Regions from separate parts of the Homo sapiens genome. Here region 1 is linked to region 2. Evidence: chromatin loops called from intact Hi-C (ENCODE). Cell type or tissue: endothelial cell of umbilical vein. All regions are shown on one strand. Each heading gives the region's core, and the rest is flanking DNA. Links, peaks and the distances in the headings are about the cores only. Region 1 overlaps METTL9 (methyltransferase 9, His-X-His N1(pi)-histidine). Region 2 overlaps USP31 (ubiquitin specific peptidase 31).

What was found. Peaks named below come from ENCODE experiments on the same cell type or tissue, not always from the same donor. Only the 100,000 strongest peaks of a DNase experiment are listed, where the experiment ranks them.
Region 1: it touches region 2 in a loop (5-fold over the local background); 1 of 110 quality-filtered maps calls a loop at or near these places.

What each region holds. Positions count from the first base shown.
Region 1 is chr16:21,625,777-21,628,701 of GRCh38, reverse strand. The region is part of intron 4 of METTL9 (methyltransferase 9, His-X-His N1(pi)-histidine); the gene reads right to left. Among named protein-coding and RNA genes, the nearest start is that of IGSF6, 25 kb to the left of the region's middle. In endothelial cell of umbilical vein, for the core only: no CTCF peak of the experiment used is centred there; a DNase peak (open chromatin) is centred at 1,731; H3K27ac peaks cover 1,180 bases.
Region 2 is chr16:23,059,720-23,062,644 of GRCh38, reverse strand. It overlaps USP31 (ubiquitin specific peptidase 31), which reads left to right. Exons shown (of 16, transcript NM_020718.4): 16 at 1-1,239. Among named protein-coding and RNA genes, the nearest start is that of USP31, 88 kb to the left of the region's middle. In endothelial cell of umbilical vein, for the core only: a CTCF peak has its summit at 1,734 (motif pointing right); a DNase peak (open chromatin) is centred at 1,764.

The DNA of each region.
Region 1 (2,925 bases), core at 209-2,708, 1.4 Mb after region 2:
CAACGCCGCCAGACGCCCTCTCTACCAAAAAAATACAAAAGTTAGATGGGTGTGGTGGTATGCACCTGTAGTCCCAGCTACTCAGGAGGCTGAGGTGGGAGAATAGCTTGAGCCCAGGAGGTCAAGGCTGCAGTGAGCTGTGACAGCACCACTGCACTCCCGTCTGGGCAACAGAGCAAGTCCCTTTCAGAAAAGAAAGAAAAAGAAAGAAAGAAAAAAAAGTGGGGGAGGACAGGGGAGGGTGTTTTGTTTTTAAACATTACTAAGCAAATTGCTATCTAGAGACCTCCTCTAGTAAAGTTATACATCTAGTGGTGTGCTGGTAAATGTGTAACTACCAGCTTGGAGAAGAAAATGGCTATTTGCAGTGTTTGCCAATTTCTATAGTGTAAATACTCCCATCATGGTCAATTTCAATAATGGCCATGTTTAACAACCAGTTCACTTAAATTCCTACCAAAACAACAATCAGCTCTCATGAACCAGTCCACGCCAGCTCCAGCATCTACAGCTTACATGTAGACAACCATGTGGAGACATATGTGCTGGTAAGAACTACTTTCCTAGATACATTTAAGTGGAAAAAGGCAACAGAAGTTATTTATAATTGGGAACTGCCTGTATAATTTTTTTAATGTACATACAGACTTACATTTACATAGACTATCTTTTAAAGAATATTCAAGAAACCTGAACAAGATTGTGGAACTGGACTGGATGAGAAACTTTTTTTGTTTTGTTTGTTTTTTGAGATGGAGTCTGGCTCTGTCACCCAGGCTGGAGTGCAGTGGTGCAATCTCGGCTCACGGCAAGCTCCGCCTCCTGGGTTCACGCCGTTCTCCCACCTCAGCCTCCCCAGTAGCTGGAACTACAGGCGCCCACCACCACACCCGGCTAATTTTGTTTTTATATTTTTAGCAGAGATGGTGTTTCACTGTGTTAACTCAGGATGGTCTCGATCTCCTGACCTCATGATCTGCCTGCCTTGGCCTCCCAAAGTGCTGGGATTACAAGCATGAGCCACCACGCACAGCCCAGAAACTTTTTATTGTAAACCCTCTAGTAAGTTGCTTGAAGTATTTTTTTTTAATTACTGAATTACTTTTTAATAAAAATTACAATTTTGAAAAATTAAACATCATTAAATTTTTATTTTTACAATATAATTATCCTTCTCTTGACTTCATATCTTTCCTTCTTTGGGGGGTGCTTAAAATAATTCTCACTAGATTCAATAACCCCTAGCCAAAACTGGGTCAGTAAACCAAATAAACTGAAATTAGAATGGTATTTTTTTCATTTTTTTTCCAAATAGCAAAACTGCTGTGGTTCAACTTCAAGCCATTTACCAAAACAATTACCTAAGTAATCATTTCACCTACAACTACTTTTAGTTAAAAAAAAACAAATTAAGCCAAGTATGCAAAGCACACTCAGATATCCTCCAACAGTCCAGCATTCATGAATCTACACAGCAAAACCATTTTGCATCTCCCAGTCCTCATGGTTTCACATGGAAATCATCAGGATCTAATTAGTGACTCAGAGAAAGAAAGCAATAATAGAGTGCCGTGGCGCGCCTGCAAAATTTATAGGTCACTAAAAGTCACCCATAGCAACAAGGCTTCTTGTCTCAGGTCTGCAGTGTGTCACATGCCAGACTCCTCAGACTCAACAGGCAGCTCTGCACATCCACAATCAAGGAGCTTGTTTTCCACACTTCATGGAGACTTCCCTCTTGTCTAGTTTGACTTCCTCTCCATTTTTAGCATCAGAAACACAAGGAAATAAAATTCGTGGTTAGATTGATGTTTCTTCCCCCTGCTCTTTCATCTCCTGCTATGCCAGGAAGTAGCATTAAAGTTCTATCATGCGGTTGCCCAACAGGACACAGGAACCCAGGACCTTCCAACCTGATGACTAGTGAGTGCAATACAGAGAGCTGGAGCTGAGGCTTAATTACACAGGAAGGAGTAGCACTGAAGTAAGATCAGGTTGCTGAATCACGAAGGAGGACATTTTGCAACATATAGATGATATATATACACTCACATTTAAAAGCATTTTTTCTTTACCATGACAAACCACTCGACAACAGGAACATAAAAATGGAGATCTAAGATGGGAAAGGGGAGATCTGTTCTCTCTGCTCTTTTCCACACCCTTCTATATCGAAAGAATTCCCCATTTTCCCCATTATCAACACAAATCTGAAACCATTTGGTAAATATTAAGACAAGCATTAAATCTGAAGGCACTAAGATCTGGGGAGAAAAAACACATACAAGAAATTAAATTAATTTGTGACACCACAAATCCACACAGAATCCAATGGTTATATGAAACGGGCATTATTCCTTAAGACATAGATTTTCATATTTGATAATAATGACATTTGCAAAATCCTAATAGATTTCTTCAAAATGTCTGTGAGCTCTTAAGAGTTTCTGAAGTCAAGGTCAATCGAGGCAGTGAAATAGAAAATCTGAAGATTTTTCAGCCAGGGATGGTGGCTCGCACCTGTAATCTCAGCATTTTGGGAGGCAGAGACAGGAGGATCACCTGAGATCAGGAGTTAGAGACCAGCCTGGTCAACATGGCGAAACCCCATCTCTACTGAAAATACAAAAATTAGCCAGGCATAGTGGCATGTGCCTGAAGTCCCAGTTACTTGGGACTCAGAAGGCTGAGGCCGGAGAATGCCTGAACCCACGAGGTAGAGGTTGCAGTGAGCCAAGATCGCACCACTGCACTCCAGCCTGGGCGACAGAGCAAGGCTCTGTCTCAAAAAAATAAATGAAACACTGAAGATTTTTAAATAGTAACTTGTATTATTCATAAAATAAATAATTTTATATTAATGTACATTAACTTATGAAAATGCAGGAGACTTAAAATCATAACTTTCAAGATGACCTAAAATGC
Region 2 (2,925 bases), core at 185-2,684:
CGTGGGGGAATAGGGAAGTCACTCTGAGCTAGAAATTGTCGAAGAAGAAAAGAAACAACCTTCCTAGCCTTGGAAAGCCTGTCCCTGCTTTTGATAGAATTATTGCCTTTTTGTAGGAATTACAGTAGCAAACCCCAGGCTGCCGCTGAATTTCCTACTTTTGCTCATTCTCTAGGATAGTTCTTATCCAGAATGTGGTTTCAGGAATTCTTTTTTTTAGTTTGAAAATGAATGTGAAACATTTTCTTTGGTGTCTTTTTTTTAAAAAAAAAAAACCCTTATTGCTATTTTTTCGTGTTTTTGTTTTGTTTTGTTTTTTGTTTGTTTTACCATTAAGTAATACACATCCCAGAATTTGGCACTCTGTGTTAACTGTGGAGGCAAATAAAATTTAGTTTTAATCTGTGGTGAGCTGAATGCACTACAACACCTTCGAAGTAATCTGATGGTTTCATTCTGTCGAGCCTCATGCTGCCTACAAAACACCACAATTTACCTGGTGTTTTCAACATTTTAAGGAATGAAGATACAAGTAGACATGCAAGTTGGAAATGTTTCTTTAGAAAGGCCATCCAGAATAATGATATCTGTTGCAGTCGTCCAAATGCAATATGAAATTTCCTAGGTGCTATTATAAACGGTGTGGTGTCATACCAAATGCAAAAGCAGTTACAGTATTTCCGAAGTTGGAGTTCTCTTTGTAGGCCTTTCAAATACGTGTTTGCATTCCATAGAGGTCTGCTCACCAACTGTGCCTCTCACCACTGGTTAAAATTGAATTTAAGCCTCATTGACATAAGTCGTTTCTTGATTGAACTCTTCAGTTTTTACACTGGAATTTCTGTAGTTGTCTTGAAAGCTGCATGTCACATCACTGTACACAAAGTGCTTTGGTATTACTCATGCACCGTGGATAGTGATTTCTGTGTCGTTTTCATTTTCAGTTGTACAGTAATATGGAAGGCAGGATGTCTTTCCTAGAGGCTGGAAGAAAAGTGTATCGTACATTTTAAATTTATTTTAGAACAAGTGCATGAGATGTGTCACTGATTTCTGTTATTTATTTGTATGTTTTATTATTCAAAGTGTATGCACTTTTAAGAAGCAGAATTTATATTTTTACGTTTGAAACGTTTTATTTCTGAAACAGCGTTGATTATATAGTATACAGTTGGAATTAAGAGAAAAGTGGAAAATGTAACAAAATACAATAAATTTATTACAAGATGTCCTCTTCAAGCCACATTTCTCCTTTCTCCCCCTTGCCAACTGATATCTTTTTGGTGTTGACTATAATAATAATTGTACTGCATCAGTCTTTACAAAATGCCTTAAAATTGCAGTGTTTAAAACACAAGTTACAGAAAGATGTATACATATGTTTTCTGTGTAAAAGTTTAAAACAAAAAATCACATCCATGCTTGTATAATTTTCACAATCAGGGATGGTTCTTCCCATTTCCTCCATGACGGATTAGAGACAGTTTGTCCTGGGCCATGGAACTGGACAAAAACTCACATTCTGGTTCAATCCAACAGATTTTCAACATTTCGCATTATTTTCCCCCTCTTACCAAACTTTTATGATGGGAAGAAATAGCAGTATAAAAGGGGCCATTCTTCCTGCGCTGTCTCATACCCTAGATATTTAATATTTTTGATACAAACAACATTTTTCCAGCTGTCTTTCCCACCCTTCAGGACAGAACTCCCTACTGAGGATGTCACATCACCTATGGCCACGTGGGGGCACTAAAGATCTCTTATGCATTTTAGAAGTCCAGCCTGCAGGTGGTTAGCCTCTGAGTGTGGAAATGTTTATTCAGTATGAGTTGGGGAATACGGTATCAGTGAACAGGGGTTTCTGTTTAGGGGAGTGCCACCAGCCATCATTTGTTCCCGGAAAGTGTTGAGTACAGATCAGGACAGATCTTGTTTCCCTAAAGCACAGCATTATGGTTTAGGGTTGGGGTGGGGGGAGTTGATGTTCCTGACAAGTGTGAACCACATGCCGTGCTAGGTACAGCACTTCTGAAGCTCTCTAATTTGAAATGGTAAGATTTCGCTTAGGTTCTGTTAGAGAGTTTAACCATGTAGTACGCTGATTATTCAAGAGGCTTCATTATGCCACAAAGTGTTCACATGTCATAAAATATGTAGATTTAATAGTTATGCAGATATTTAAGGATCATTTTGCCTGTCTCCTTAGGATTTGGAAGATTATCTTTCAATACTTGAATGGTCAACGTCTCTCTGAATACTTTTCGGGTCCCTGTAAATCTTCCTGAAGAAAGCAAAGGTGTGATAACACCCCTTGCCCAGAGCTGCATGTTCCTGTGTGTTAAACTGCCCCGTGGGTGATTCTAGGCCACTCTGACTCCGTGGGATGTAGCTTGAGGTCCTCCCCCACCCCAGTATCCCCTTTCTCCCAGCTGGGTTCTGTGTCATATGTTCTAATTCTGTGTACATCATCTAACATAACGTTGAACGGTTAATCACTTCGATTTACTAATACATTCACTTTCCATTGCTCTTCACTCCTTCCTGGGTTCTCCCAGATGGATGCTTCAGGTTTCCTCTCTGCGACCCTGTTCCTTTCTCAGGCTTCTCCACGAGGGTCATCTGGTAGATTTCACCTTGCTGGGTGGGTTGGGTCTACCTTCTGCAAACCCCTCTGGAATTCGGTCTTGGTTTGGTCTGGTCTTAGCTACGTTTTTCACCCTCTGCCAACACCTGCTATACACAGAGGACAGGGCTGTCCTCTCCCTTGGTGGTGCATTTTTGCATGCCATATAACCCAATGGCCTTGCACTCGTTTCTTAGAGCTTTCAGGGATTTGATATCAGTTTGACTTGCTCTTTGGATGTCTTAACAGCTCCATTTTTCTTGTGAAACGTGAGAAGATGGTGCAAATGAGACTGCAGT